2 separate regions of the Homo sapiens genome follow, and region 2 is linked to region 1. Evidence: chromatin contacts called from ENCODE Hi-C or POLR2A ChIA-PET data. All regions are on one chromosome and are shown on one strand. The core of a region is the stretch at or near the end of the contact, and the rest is flanking DNA. Distances in the headings are between cores, read along the strand shown. Region 1 has its middle 20 kb from the start of ZNF543. Region 2 has its middle 13 kb from the start of ZNF304.

The links. A loop is a pair of places that touch in the nucleus more often than their neighbours do. ChIA-PET counts read pairs that join two places held with the same protein, here RNA polymerase II (POLR2A). Pooled maps may share reads with other maps.
Region 2: a map of gastrocnemius medialis shows a loop between it and region 1 (5-fold over the local background). The contact joins two enhancer-like sites. A Hi-C loop is called at or near these places in 1 of 168 maps with a recorded cell type or tissue (gastrocnemius medialis), 1 of 37 single-sample maps with no recorded cell type and 3 of 50 pooled maps. POLR2A ChIA-PET finds 5 or more read pairs at or near these places in 8 of 52 experiments (A549, A673, GM10248 and 5 more).

What each region holds. Positions count from the first base shown.
Region 1 is chr19:57,297,022-57,303,962 of GRCh38, forward strand. No RefSeq gene overlaps it. Among named protein-coding and RNA genes, the nearest start is that of ZNF543, 20 kb to the right of the region's middle. RefSeq lists an enhancer at 5,618-6,117. Within about 2 kb of position 5,075, at least 7 of the 41 ENCODE cell types and tissues checked have a DNase peak (open chromatin) inside an H3K27ac peak, as active enhancers do; they include gastrocnemius medialis, where a contact is called at or near this core.
Region 2 is chr19:57,334,976-57,341,891 of GRCh38, forward strand. No RefSeq gene overlaps it. Among named protein-coding and RNA genes, the nearest start is that of ZNF304, 13 kb to the right of the region's middle. Within about 2 kb of position 4,001, at least 2 of the 41 ENCODE cell types and tissues checked have a DNase peak (open chromatin) inside an H3K27ac peak, as active enhancers do; they include gastrocnemius medialis, where a contact is called at or near this core.

The sequences.
Region 1 (6,941 bases), core at 3,825-6,324:
CTTTTTGGTTTGTAGTTGTTCATAATAGTCTCTAATGACTCTGTATTTTTGTGGTATCAGTTGCAGTGTCATTTTTGTATGTGTTTGATTTTGAGTCTTTTCTCTTGGTTAGTCTAATGGTTTCTTTTCAAAAAATGAACTTTTCATTTTGTTGATCCTTTGAATTTTTTTTTAAGTCTCAGTTTTATTTATTACTCTTCTGATCTTTATTAATTCTTTCCTTGTAATTTTGGGTCTGATGTGTTCTTTTCTAGTTCCTTGAGAAGCATTGTTAGATTTTTCTTTTTTCTTTTTTTCTTTTTTTAAGAGACAGGGTCTTACTGTGTTACGTAGGCTGGAGTGTAATGGTACAATCAACTCAAACTCCTGGGCTCAAGTGATCCTCACACCTCAGTTTTGAATTCTTGGGCTCAAGCAGTTCTCCCACCTCTGCCTCCAGAATAGCTAGGACTACTGGTATGCGCTATCATGACCAGCTAATCTTTTTTTTTTTTTTTTTTTTTTTTTTTTTTTTTTTTTTAGAGATAAGGTCTTGCTATATATATGGCCCAGGCTGGTCTTGACCCAGCATCAAGTCGTCCTCCTGCCTTGCGCTCCCAAAGCACTGGGATTACAGGTGTGAGCCACCATGCCCAGCCAGATCTTTCTTGTTTTTGATGTAGGTGTTTATTACTAAATACTTCCCTCTTAAAACTGCTCTTGCTGCATCCCATACATTTTTATATGTTGTGTTTCTGTTTTCACTCATTTTAAGACATTTAAATTTTGTTTCTTAATTTCTTCATTACCCATTGGTCATTCAGAATCATGTTATTTAATTTCCATTTATTTGTGCTGCTTTAAAAGTTCCTCTTGTTATTGATTTCTAGGTTTATTTCATTGTGGTCAGAAAGGTACTTGATGTGATTTTAATTCTTTTAATTTTTGTGATTTGTTTTGTGGTTTAACATGTGGCCTCTCCTTGAAAATATTGCATGTGCTTATGAAAAAAAATATGTATTCTGTAGCTGTTGGATGAAAAGATCTGTTAGTGTCTTTTAAGTCCATTTGGTCTAAAGTCAGTTTAAACTTGGTGTTTCTTTGTTGATTTTCTATGTATATGATCTGTCCATTGCTGAAAGTAGGGTGTTGAAGTCCACAAGTATTATTGTATTATTGTATTGTCTTCCCCTTTAGATCTAATAATATTTGCCTTACATATCTGGGTGCTCTGATATTGGGTGCATATATATTTACAATTTTTGTATCCTCTTCCTGATTTCATCCCTACTGTGTTTGATACAAAGTCTCTTATCGTAAGTATAGCTACTCCTTATATAGTCATGATTGTGGTAAAAAAAAAAAAAAAAGAAAAGAAAAAAGAAAAAAAATGTATAGCTACTCCTGCTTGCTTTTGGTTTCCATTTGCATGGAATATATTCTATTCCTTCGCTTTCAGTCTGTGTCTTTTTTTTTTTTTTTTTTTTCCAGACATAGTCTCGCTCTGTCACCCAGGCTGGAGTGCAGTGGTGCTATCTTGGCTCACTGCAACCTCTGACTCCTGGGTTTAAGCATTTCTCCTGCCTCACCCTCCCGAGTAGCTGGGACTACAGGTGTGCGCCACCACACCCGGCTAATTTTTGTATTTTTAGTAGAGATGGGGTTTCACTATGTTGGCCAGGCTGGTCTCGAACTGACCTCAGGTGATCCACCCGCCTCAGCCTCCCAAAGTGCTGGGATTACAGGTGTGAGTCACTGCGCCTGGCCATATTTGTGTCTTTAGAGGTGAAGTGAGTTTCTTATAGGTAGCATATAGTTGGGTCATTTTAAAAACCCATTTAGTATATATCTTTTAAGGTAGGAATTTAATCTGTTTACCTCAAGGTTATTATTTTTAAGTGAAGACTCCTTTCATTTTGTGGTTTTCAGAATGTTTTGTATATCCTTTGTTCTTTTCTTCATCTCTTATTTTTTATCATTGTATTTTGGTGGTTTTCTGTAGTGATAAGATTTGATTTTTTTTTTCTCTTTTTTCTTTGCCTATCTGCTCTACCAGTGAGTCTTATACTTTTATGTGGTTACATAATGGTGATTATTGTCTTCTTATTTCCCGATATAGCATTCCCTTGATCATTTCTTGAAAGGCTGGTGTAGTGGTGATAAATTCCCTTAATTTTTGCTTGCCTGAGACACACTTTATTTCTACCTAATTTTTCTCTTTCTTTTTTTTTTTTAAGTGGAGTTTCACTCTCTTGCCCATGCTGGAGTGCAGTGGCATGATCTTGGCTCACTGCAGCCTCCACCTCCCAGGTTCAAGCGATTCTCCTGTCTCAGCCTCTGGAGCAGCTGGGATTACAGGCGCATGCCACCATGCCTGGTTAATTTTTGTATTTTTGTAGAGATGGGGTTTCACCATGTTGGCCAGGCTGGTCTTGAACTCCTGACCTCAAGTAATTCGCCTGCCTCAGCATCCTAAAATACTGGGATTATAGGCATGAGCCACTGTGGCTGGCTATTTCTACCTAATTTCTGATGGATTGGTTTGCTGTGCATAGTATTTTTGACCGATATTTTTTCTTTTCTTTCAGAAATTTGGATATATCATCCCATTTTTTCCTGGCCTGTGAGGTTTCTGCTGTTATTCTAATGAAGATTCCCTTATATATGACTTGATGCTTTTCTACTGGTACTTTTGGATTTTTCTCTTTGTCTTTGACTTTTGTCAGTTCAAATATAATGTGCCTTGGAGGTGACCTTTTTGGGGATCTTTGAGCTTCCTGGATCTGAATGTCCATATCTCTCGCAAGACTTGGGAGGTTTTTAGCTATTATTTCATTGTCTTTTTCGTTTTCTTTTATTTTTAATCTTGCTGTGATCTCCTTAGCAGCTATAATTTCATTAAATATGTTTTATTTTTTTAATTTTTTTTTTTTTGAGACAGAGTCTCGCACTGTCGCCCGGGCTGGAGTGCAATGACGCAGTCTTGGCTTACTGCACCCTCCGCCTCCTGGGTTCATGCGATTCTCTGGCCTCAGCCTCCCAAATAGCTGGGATTACAGGTGCACACCACCACACCCAGCTAATTTTTCGTACTTTTAGTAGAGACGGGGTTTCGCCATGTTGGCCAGACTGGTCTTGAACTCCTAACCTCATGATCCACCTGCCTTGGCCTCCCAAAGTGCTGGGATTACAGGCGTGAGCCACCACGCCTGGCCTGTTTTATTTAAAAAGTTGTATTAAATATATATTTTTTTCTTTTTTTCTTTTTTTTTTGAGACGGCATTTTCACCCTTCTTGCCCAGGCTGGAGTGCAACGGTGCAATCTTGGTTCACTGCAACCTCTGCCTCTCAGGTTCAAGTGATTCTCCTGCCTCAGCCTCCCGAGTAGCTGGGATTACAGGCACCCACCACCATGCCTGGCTAATTTTTTGTATTTTTGGTAGAGACGGGGTTTCGCCATGTTGCCCAAGCTGGTCTCAAATTCCTGACCTCAGGTGATCCACCCACCTCAGCCTCCCAAAGTGCTAGGATTACAGGTGTGAGCCACCGCACCCGACCTGTTAAATATATTTTCTATGCCTTTTGTCATCTCTTTGCCTTCTGGAACTCTAAAAATATGAAATTTTTTTCCCTTGATGTTATCTAATAAGTCTGGTAGGCTTTCTTCACTCCTTGTCATTCTTATTTATTCTTCTCTCACTGGTAATTCCAAACAAACTCTTTATCTTTCTTTGCTTGAGTAAGTTTGCTATTGATGCTCTCTATTGTACCTTATATTTTATACATTAAATTCTTCAGCTGCAGGATTCCTGTTTGGTGATTTTAAAATATTTCTTTCTTAAATTTCTCTTTCATGTTATGAATTGTTTTTCTGATTTTATTGAATTATCTTTCTGTATTATCTTGTATCCTATTGAGGGTTTTTTGTTTGTTTGTTTGTTTGTGAGACAGAGTGTCACTCTGTCACCTAGGCTGGAGTGCAGTGGCGTGATCTTGGCTCACAACAATCTTTGCCTTCCAAGTTCAAGTGATTCTCCTGCCTCAGCCTCCCAAGTAGCTGGGACTACAGGTGTGCACCACCACACCCAGTTAATTTTTGTATTTTTAGTAGAGACAGGGTTTCACCATGTTGGCCAGGCGGGTCTTGAACTCCTGACCTCAAGTGACTCGCCCACCTTGGTGTCCTAAAGTGCTGGAATTACAGGTGTGAGTCACTGCACCTGGCCTTGTTGAGTTTTTAAAAGATCATTATTTTGAATTACTTTTTTGGTAATTGGTAGATTTCCTTCTAGCTTGTTAACGGAAAGTTATTGTGTTCCTTTCATGGTGACACATTTCCTTGCCTTTTCATGTTTCTATTGTCCCTGCATTGATGTCTGTGCATCTGGTGAAACAATGGCGTCTTCCCATTTTTCTACAGTCACTTTCATAGAGGCTTTCACCTGCACTTGGTCCTTAGTGTGCTAGTTGAGAAGGGTGTAGTAACTCTGTTTCCAGATAAGTGAAATGGTATAGTCTTTGTTCAGCTTTATCAACAGTATTTAATGTTGGCAGTAACTTTGTTTTCCTCAGTGGCCTAGGTTGTAAAAGTTTGTAGCAGTAATGGCATAGGTTGTTAATGGCAAGGGCTTTTTTGGAGTCCTCCTATTTTCATTTGCCCCACAATGAAGTTACTTAGCCATGAAGATACTTCTTGCTGTCAAGTATGATATGGCCTATAGGCAGGTACAGTGGCTCTGGGTTCCAGGTGCAGGTGCTCAGGGCAGCTGTGGGTCTGGGGTTCTAGGCTCAGCATCTGATGAACCTATTGTGGCACCTGGGTTTTGAGCTATAGATTTGCTCCATGTGGTAGAATTGGAGGTAGGTTTACCACAGAGCCAAGATCTGTAACTCTGATGTACTCCCTAGCAGCTTGGGCCCAAAGGGCCAGGTTGTAGCTTTTTGTTTCTGGGCGGCCAGGCACAGCACAGGCCCAACTCTAGGGAAGAAGTGGTGCTTTGGAGTATTGGGCCAAGGAAACAGAATACAGCTGCAGTTTGGTAACCTGAACCATTCAGGCTCATTGGCAACTTGGGTTTCTGGCATAGCACAGTTTTTGTTTGGGCCTTGGGCAATAGGGAGCAGCCCAGTGATGACTCAGCTCCCCAGGGAGAAAGCTGTCTCAGCAGCCCATACTTCAGGGTGTTAGTCCTGCCCCCTGGCAGCTGGTTATCCAGCTAGCTCCCTAAAGTGAGTACTAGAGTTGTTTGGCCTGTAGTGTGGGGTGTCTCATCTCATGCCCTGCTTTGTTTCCCTGGAATGTGAAGGCCCATGCCAGCTCAGCCCAGTATTGCATAGCTACTCAGTTCAGGCAAGGCACTGCATCCCCAGAGGGTAATGTGCCTCGTCAGCTCAGGTCTAGGGTGTGTGACCTTAGGTTGGCCCAGGCACCATTTTCCTGGGATGCAGGAAGCTGCTTCAGATTAGGTACTGGACTGTGTGTCTGCTTGGGATGGCCAAGACACTGTTACCTGGAAGGCAGGGTGGTAGGTAGGGTGCTGCTTAAACTTAGGCACTGGGGAGGCATGACTGCTCTCGATGGCCAAAGTACTGTTTTCCCAGGAGACAAGGTACTGCTTCAGCTCAGGTACAGAGGGGTGTGACTGCTCTGGATGGTTAATGCACTGTTTTCCCAGGATGCCTGGCATTGCTTCAGCTCTGGCCTAGAGGGGCAGGATGTAGCAGCATCTGGGAGGGGTAGGTGGAGGAGCTTCGCCAAGGCATCCTTTCCTCAGGAGGCAATGTGCAGCTTCAGCTCAGGTCCCTGGAAGCAGGGCAGTTTTGGGAGAAGTAGACTGAGAGGTAGACAGTGAGAGGTGGATGTTGCACATCTGCCAGAGCATTGTTTTCCCAGGAGGGAGTGCACAGCTTCAGCTCTAGTCGAAGGTGACAGGACACAGCCTAGCATAGGGACTTGAGGGGTAGGTGGTGCAGCTCTCCCACTGCATGGCCCTACATGGGAAGGTGGAAAAGCTGCTTGTAGATGTTGGGCCACCAGGTGGGGGTGGATGGTGATGGCTTATCCTCAGGGATGAAGAGGTGCCATGGAACCAGACAGAACTCCAGCCGTTCCAAAATAACAGCACAGTAGCTGTATGGGCCACTGGGGGCAGGACAGTGTCAGCTCCTTCCTCAGGAGCACAGCTGTATGGACTCCAGGCGGGTCCGTCAGCTAAGCTTAGTGCCTGTGAGGGCTGTAGGGGACCCCAGTGGTGAGTACTGTAGGTGTCCAAGGTGGTGATGTACGCTGCTGGTATGCTATTGCTCACTTTTTCCACATACGGAGAAATTCCTTCTGGTTTTCAGCTGATCTTGGCTGGGGGATGGGGTTGTGGAGACCAGGTGTTCCATTCTCTGCTTGGCTATCCTGAGTTTCTGTGCTCACCAGAGTTTTTGTTATTACTTTGACATATTCTGGTGCTTTCCTTTAGTTATTTGCATTAAAATGTATTTGCTTATTTATTTTGGCTCTGTGGGGGTGGGGAGAACAGCATTTACGGACTGCTAATCTGCCTTCTTGCTGAAGTCACTCTCTTGCTACAGATATTTGGTTGGAAACATTTTCGTTTGTATTCTGTAAATAACTAGGAGTAGAATTGCTGTGTCATATGATATGTGTATATTTACCTGTATAGGAAACTGCCAAGTTGTTTTCCAAAATGGCTGTACCATTTTGATTTCTCACCAGTATTTTGTGGGAGCTCCAGTCCTACATCTTTTTGAGCACTTGGTTTTGTTACACTTTAAGTTTTTCAATTTAACAGATGTGTAGAGGTGTCTCATTGTGGATTTAAATTTCATTGCTGAAATGACTACTGGTATTGAGCATTTTTTCATATGTTCATTGTTCATATATCTTTAGTTATCTTTCCAAATCTTTTTTTTTTTTTTCTTGAGACGGAGTTTCGTTCTTGTTGCCCAGG
Region 2 (6,916 bases), core at 2,751-5,250, 37 kb after region 1:
CTAATAGTGGTTATGTGTGTCTTCTTTATCTTTGTTAATCTTCTTAGATGTTTATAAATTTTATTGACTATTTCAAAGAACCAGCTTTCTGTGTCATTGATTTTCTATGTGTTCTGACTTTGATTTCTATTCTGATCATTATTATTTTCTTTTTCTACTTGTTTTGGTTGTATATTGCTGTTTGTAGATTCTTGAGGTGGGAGCTTAGATTATCATTAGAGACTTTATTCTAACATAAGCATTTAGTTTTATAAGCTAAACTCAGCACTGTTTGAGCTCCATCTTACATTTTCCTATATTGTAATTATATTTTCATTCAGCTTAACTATTTCTCGATTCCATTTAAGAAATTATCTGTGACACATGGGTTATTTAGAAGTGTGCTCTTTTGGCCGAGCACGGTGGCTCACGCCTGTAACCCCAGCACTTTGGGAGGCTGAGGCGGGCAGATCATGAGGTCAAGAGATGGAGACCATCCTGGCCAACATGGTGAAACCCCATCTCTACTAAAAATACAAAAATTAGCTGGCGTGGTGGCGGGCTCCTGTAATCCCAGGTACTCGGAAGGCTGAGGCAGAAGAATCGCTTGAACTCGGGAGGCGGAGGGTGCAGTGAGCTGAGATCGCACCACTGCACTCCAGCCTGGCGGCAGGGCAAGACTCTGTCTCAAAAAAAAAAAGAAAAAGAAAAGTGTGCTCTTTCATTTCCAAGTATTTAAAATACTCCTGTTATCATGTTGTTATTTTTAGTTTCACATTTGGCCTGAGCACAAGCTCGTTTAATTTCAAAACATTTATATTTGTTGAAGTTTGTTTTGGGGCCATAAACAAAAAGCCCATAAACAACATGCTTGTGGAGTATTCCGTAGGTACTTGTAAAAAGGATGTATATTCTGGTGTTGTTTGGTAAAATATTCTGTGTTTATGGATCCTGTTGATTAATGATGTTATTCAGACTTTCTATATTTTCCTCATTTTTTGTCTAATATTTTGCTAAAAGAAGGATGTTAAAGTCCCCAACAGTAATTGTGGAATTTTTTATTTCTTCTTTCAGTTCTATCACTTTTTGCTTCATATATTTGAATGTTCTCTTGTTTGGTGTATATGCATTTATGATTATTATATCTTCTTCATGTATTGTCCCTCTTATCATTATGAAACTTTCCTCTTTGTCCATGTTCATTTTCTGAGCTCTGAAGTATACTTTGTCTTACACTAATACAAGGTATAATTGCTGCATTTTTAAAAGTTAATGTTTGCATGGCTTATCTTTGTCCATTTCTTTTATTTTCAACCTGCCTACATCATTATATTTGAAGTAAATTTTATGTAGACAACATGTAGTTGGGTCCTGCTCTTTTTCTTTTTCACTTTGAAAATCTCTCTTAGTTGGTATATTAAACCATTTATCTTTAAGGTGGCTATTGATATGTTGCACTAAATATATCATTTTTTTCCTTTGCTTTTCCTTTTTTTTTTTCCCCCTTGAGACAGAGTCTTGCTCTGTTGCCCAGGCTCCAGTACAGTGGCATGATCTCGGCTCACTGCAACCTCCACTTCCCGGGTTCAAGCGATTCTCCTACCTCAGCCTCCTGAGTAGCTGGGATTACAGGCATGTGCCACCACGCCTGGCTAATTTTTGTATTTTTTTAGTAGAGACGGGGTTTCGCCATGTTGGCCGGGCAGGTCTCGAACTCCTGACCTCAGGTGATCTACCACCTCGGCCTCCCAAAGTGCTGGGTTTACAGGCGTGAGCCACCATGCCTGGCCTCTTTTTCCTTTTTTTTCTTTTTTTGTTTCTGTGTTGGTTTGGTTTTTGGCATATTTTATTTTCTTGCCTTTTTTTTTGGATACCTGTACAATTTTAAGAATTCAGTTTTGGTTTGTCTGTAGTGTTTTTTAAATTTTTAAATTTTATTTTAACAGCAAGCTCTAACATAGTGCTTTTTTAAGTGTATTTCTTGGTATAATTATTTTAGTGGTTACTTTATGTATTAAAATGTATTTATGTAACTTAATCACAATCTGCTGGTTGTCAACATTATAGCAATTTGAGTGATTTGTAGAAATGTTACTTTTATTAGGTCCCTTTATACTCATTATTCTTTTTTTTTTTTTTTTTTTTTGAGACGGAGTCTCGCTCTGTCGCCAGGCTGGAGTGCAGTGGTGCAGTCTCGGCTCACTGCAACCTCCACCTCCCAGATTCAAGCGATTCTCCTGCCTCAGCCTTTCAGTAACTGGGACTACAGGCGCTTGCCACCATGCCTAGCTAATTTTTGTATTTTTAGTAGAAATGGGGTTTCATCACGTTGGCCTGATCTCCTGACCTCGTGATCCACCCGCCTCAACCTCCCAAAGTGCTGGGATTACAGGCGTGAGCCACTGCGCCCGGCCCCATTATTCTTTTAATACAATTGTCTTGAGCATTTACTCTCCATGTGCTGAGCACCATATTGAATGATGTTATAATTTCTGCTTCTGTTGTCAAACCTATTTATTTAAAATCTCTAGTCCTATGTCATAATGTCAGACTTTGTTGAAAGGACAAGAATAGTCTCTTTGCCTGTATTTCTTACCCTTTCCATTGTTCTTCTATCTTGAAGCCTCCTTCTACCATTTTCTTTGCATGTGGAGAACTTCCTGTAGCCATTTTTTTTAGAATAAGTCTACCTGTGACAAATATTCTTTGTTTTCTTTTATCTGAGAATATCTTTATTTCTTAATTCTTGAAGGAAATTTTTGTGTGGTATAGGATTCATGGTTGACAAGTCTTTTCTTTTGGAAAACTTGAAAAACATTGCAGCACTTCCCTGTGGCCTCTGGTTTTAAATGAGAAATCTGCTTCCATTTGAACTGTTCTTCTTCTTTACTAATGTGTCATTTCTCTCTAACTGCTTTTAAAATGTGTGTCTTTAGTTTTCAGAAATGTGATTATGATGTGTCCTAGTGTGGAATTTTTTTATGTTTATCCTGTTGCGTGATTGTTCGGTTTTTCAAGTCTTCAGGTGTATGGCTTCTGCCAAATCTGGGAAATGTTTGGCCTTTATTTCTTCAAATATTTTCATTCCCACTCCCTTCCCCCTTTTTGCAACTCAGAAAAACTGAGTGAGGTCTTTATTTTAATTGTTCCAAATGTCAGGCCTCTATTTTAATTGTTTCAAATGTTAGGTCTCTATTTTACCTGTTCCAAATGTCCTTGAAGCGCTCTTCTTTTAAGTTTTGTGACCTTGATCTGTCTTTGGAGAGGGCTGCAGGGAGTGGAGTGCTGACGACTCTCACTGCTTGCCTTGAGATGGCGCTATCCTGGAAGTGAAAGTATAATGCCAACTAGCATTGCCTTGGACTGCCTCCTTCTGCCTTGCTACTGGCTAGGGGTGGGAGTTTGGCTCTCCTGCTGTGCAAAGGGAAGGAGCATGTAGACTTTTTAAATCAGGTTGCTTAAAAGTGGGCCAAAGGGGAGGTGGGGCTTTTAAACTGGCAACAATCAAATGTCACATATCAAAAATGGAGTCAGAGGCCAGGCACGGTGGCTCACGCCTGTAATCCCAGCACTTTGGGAGGCCGAGCAGGGAGGATTGCCTCAGGCCAGGAGTTCAAGACAAGCGTGGCCAACATAGCGAAACCGTGTCTCTACTAAAAATACAAAAAATTAGCCGGTCATGGTGGCGCATGCCTGTAATTCCAGCTACTCAGGAGGCTGAAGCACAAGAATCGCTTGAACCCTGGAGGCGGAGGTTGCAGAGAGCCAAGAATGTGCCACTGCACTCCAGCCGGGGCAACAGAGTGAGACTCTGTCTAAAAAACAACAACAAAAAAAAAAACCCATAAAACAAAAATGGAATCAGACTGTCATACTTTTGGTTGGCTGAAAAATAGGAAAAAAAACAAACCCAGCCTTATTTATAGATGGATTATCTTGATGTTTGGAGTAAGCTAAAAATAGATTGATACATCACATCCTGCCTTGAGTGGCTGTGATGTGGCCAGGGATGTAGAGAAATCCTCTCCATGGCCTGAAGCTGGACCAGTACAAGTGGGCGTTACCTTTGTGCTGGGAGAAGTGCCCTGAGGTAAAGATACATGTGTGCTTTTGTGGGAAATGGTTTGTCTCGTTGTTCAGAAGTGCTGCAGATCAGTGACAAGTATATATAGAACAAGGGCATGAAATTACTGGAGTGGGCAAAGTGAGTGGATATTTATGTCCCACGTCAGTGCCTATAAAAAGAAACCCACTGCAGAAGAGGGGAGGGGAACCTAGTAGTTAAGGTTAACCAGGCTCAGTCCTCAGCCATCCCAGTCCTTGCACTCTAGGGATATAAAATATAGTCACCAAGGTGTTAGGGGACGGAGGGTTTTTTTTGTTTGTTATTGTTTTTTGTTTGTTTGTTTGTTTTGAGACGGAGTCTCACTCTGTCACCAGGCTGGAGTGCAGTGGCACGATCTCAGCTCACTACAACCTCCACCTCCCGAGTTCAAGCAATTCTCCTGCCTCAGCCTCCTGAGTAGCTGGGATTATAGGCGCTTGCAACCATGCCCAGCTAATTTTTGTATTTTTAGTAGAGACGGGGTTTCACCATGTTGGCCAGGATGGTCTCGATCTCTTGACCTCATGATCCACCCACCTCAGCCTCCCAAAATGCTGGGATTACAGGCGTGAGCCACTGCAGCCAGCCAGGAATGGAGGTTTTAAAAGGGCCCAACAACATGGCATCCTGCTGACCACAACTAAAATAGCTCCGCTCCTTACCTACTATTTACGAAGACCAACACTAAGACAGTATATGGTGTAATCCCTACAAGAGAACAGCCTGCCCCTTGGTGACATGTTTACGTCAGACCTTTTTCCTCCCAGACAGTGCATTGATTCTTATTTAATGGCATTGCTGCTTTTTCTGGATATGACATTAACTTCCCTGCCAACAGAGCCTTTGCTGAAACCATTATAAGGGAGTGTATTGACTTCTTCATATACCAACACTGGCTGGTCATTACCTTAAAGATCCAATCACAATGTAGACACAAATGGATTAGGGTTTGTAGCTAACGCTGTTGATGTCTTGTTCTGTACAACCCATCTTCCTACAAGTCTTATCAAATGACCTCTGGGAGGATGTCAGCCTGCTCACTAATAAAGTTTTTGTTTTGTTTTGTTTTTTGAGACAGAGTCTGGCTCTGTCCCCCAGGCTGTAGGGTAGGAGTGCAGTGGTGTGATCTCGGCTCACTGCAGCCTTCGCCTCCTGGGTTCAAGTGATTCTCATGCCTCAGCCTTCTTAGTAGCTGAGATTACAGGTGTCCACCACCACACCCGGCTAATTTTTGTATTTTTGGTAGAGACAGGGTTTCACCATGTTGGCCAGGCTGGTCTCGAACCCTTGACCTCAATTGATCCACCCTCTTCAGCCTCCCAAAGTGCTGGGATTACAGGTGTGAGCCACTGTGCCTGGCCACTAATAAAGTTTTATTGCGCCCCCTCTTCCGTCTCACTGCCTCATTTTCATTCCTGTGCATCCTGAGTTCATATCTCAGATAAACTCCCTGTACTCCAGTAATCATCTCACAGTTTACTGCCATAGAATATCAAAAGTAAGAAGTTCTGTTTTCACATTCTTTCTATTAATGAACACCCAATTTTCACATTCTTTCCCCTCTCACTTCTGTAGATCGTTACTTCATACTCATTTTCTGAAATGTCTTCCTCTTTTTGCCCCATTCTGTGGGACTCAACCATGCAAAGCTCTAAACCTAGATTGAACATTAGTCCAACGTTTTCTGAGCTGACCCAGGCTGTTTGGAAGTTCTGGGAAAAACCTTAACCCCCATTTCCACCACCCCACAGACCTCTTCCCATCCCTCAGTGAACTAAAATCTCTGGAGGATCCAGTTTCTCAGATGCCCAGTATTTTTCTGGCCTTGCCATTGCCATTTTTGGGGGAAATCACTTATCCACACCAATTAAAGGAATGTCAGATGAAGTTTTCTGTTAGTCTTCCTAAATTGTGGCAGCCAGTGTCTCCCCATGAGTTGCGTGCAAACCCCCACATGGCTCTGTACAACTTTCTCTTTGCAAAATTAATATTTTTAGTATATAAAATGATATGCCAGATGTATGGTTGTCTTTCCTAAATCTATACAGCCATCCCTATGTTTTCACTTACTCTAAAGGAAGTTCAAATTTTGCATTGTTTTCTTGCATGTTTTCTTTATATATCATTCCTTTTTTTTTTTTTTTTGGACAGGTCTAGGGGAATATCTAAGGTGTAGTCTTGAATTATCTCTAAGTTTAAATATTCTTCTATTAATTTTTTTGCCTTTTTTTATTTTTGTGGAGAATGAGGTCTTGTTATGTTGCCCAGGCAGGTCTTGAACTCCTAGGCTCATTCTATCCTCCTGCCTCTGCCCTCCTAAGTGCTAGGATTGCAAGCATGAGCCATCATGTTCAGTCCTATTAATTTTTCTTAAAAAAGATAATGAAGTAAACTTTGCATTCAGTAATCTCCTGTTAAGAATATTTTTGGTGAATTTTGATGAATACATGATTTTGTGATCACAAACCACCATTAAAGCTGTGAAATATTTCCATCACAAGAAAATATTCCTTGATATAGTCAAACTGTCTCCCAAACTCCAGCTATAAGGCCCATTCATTTAGGTTTTTCTCTTTTTGCCTTTTTTAGAATGTGAAGTGAATGGAATCATATAATATGTGGTTTTCAGATATTTTCACTTGGCATATGATTTTGGGATTTATTCATTTTATTTCATATTGTTTCTTATATAGAGTAGTTTATTTTGTGGATATGCTACAATTTGTTCATCTGTTCACCTGTTCGTGAACAATTTTCCAAGTTTTTGGCTGTCGTGAATAGGACGTTCATGAATATTTGCTACAGATATTTGGATGGAAACATTTTAACTTG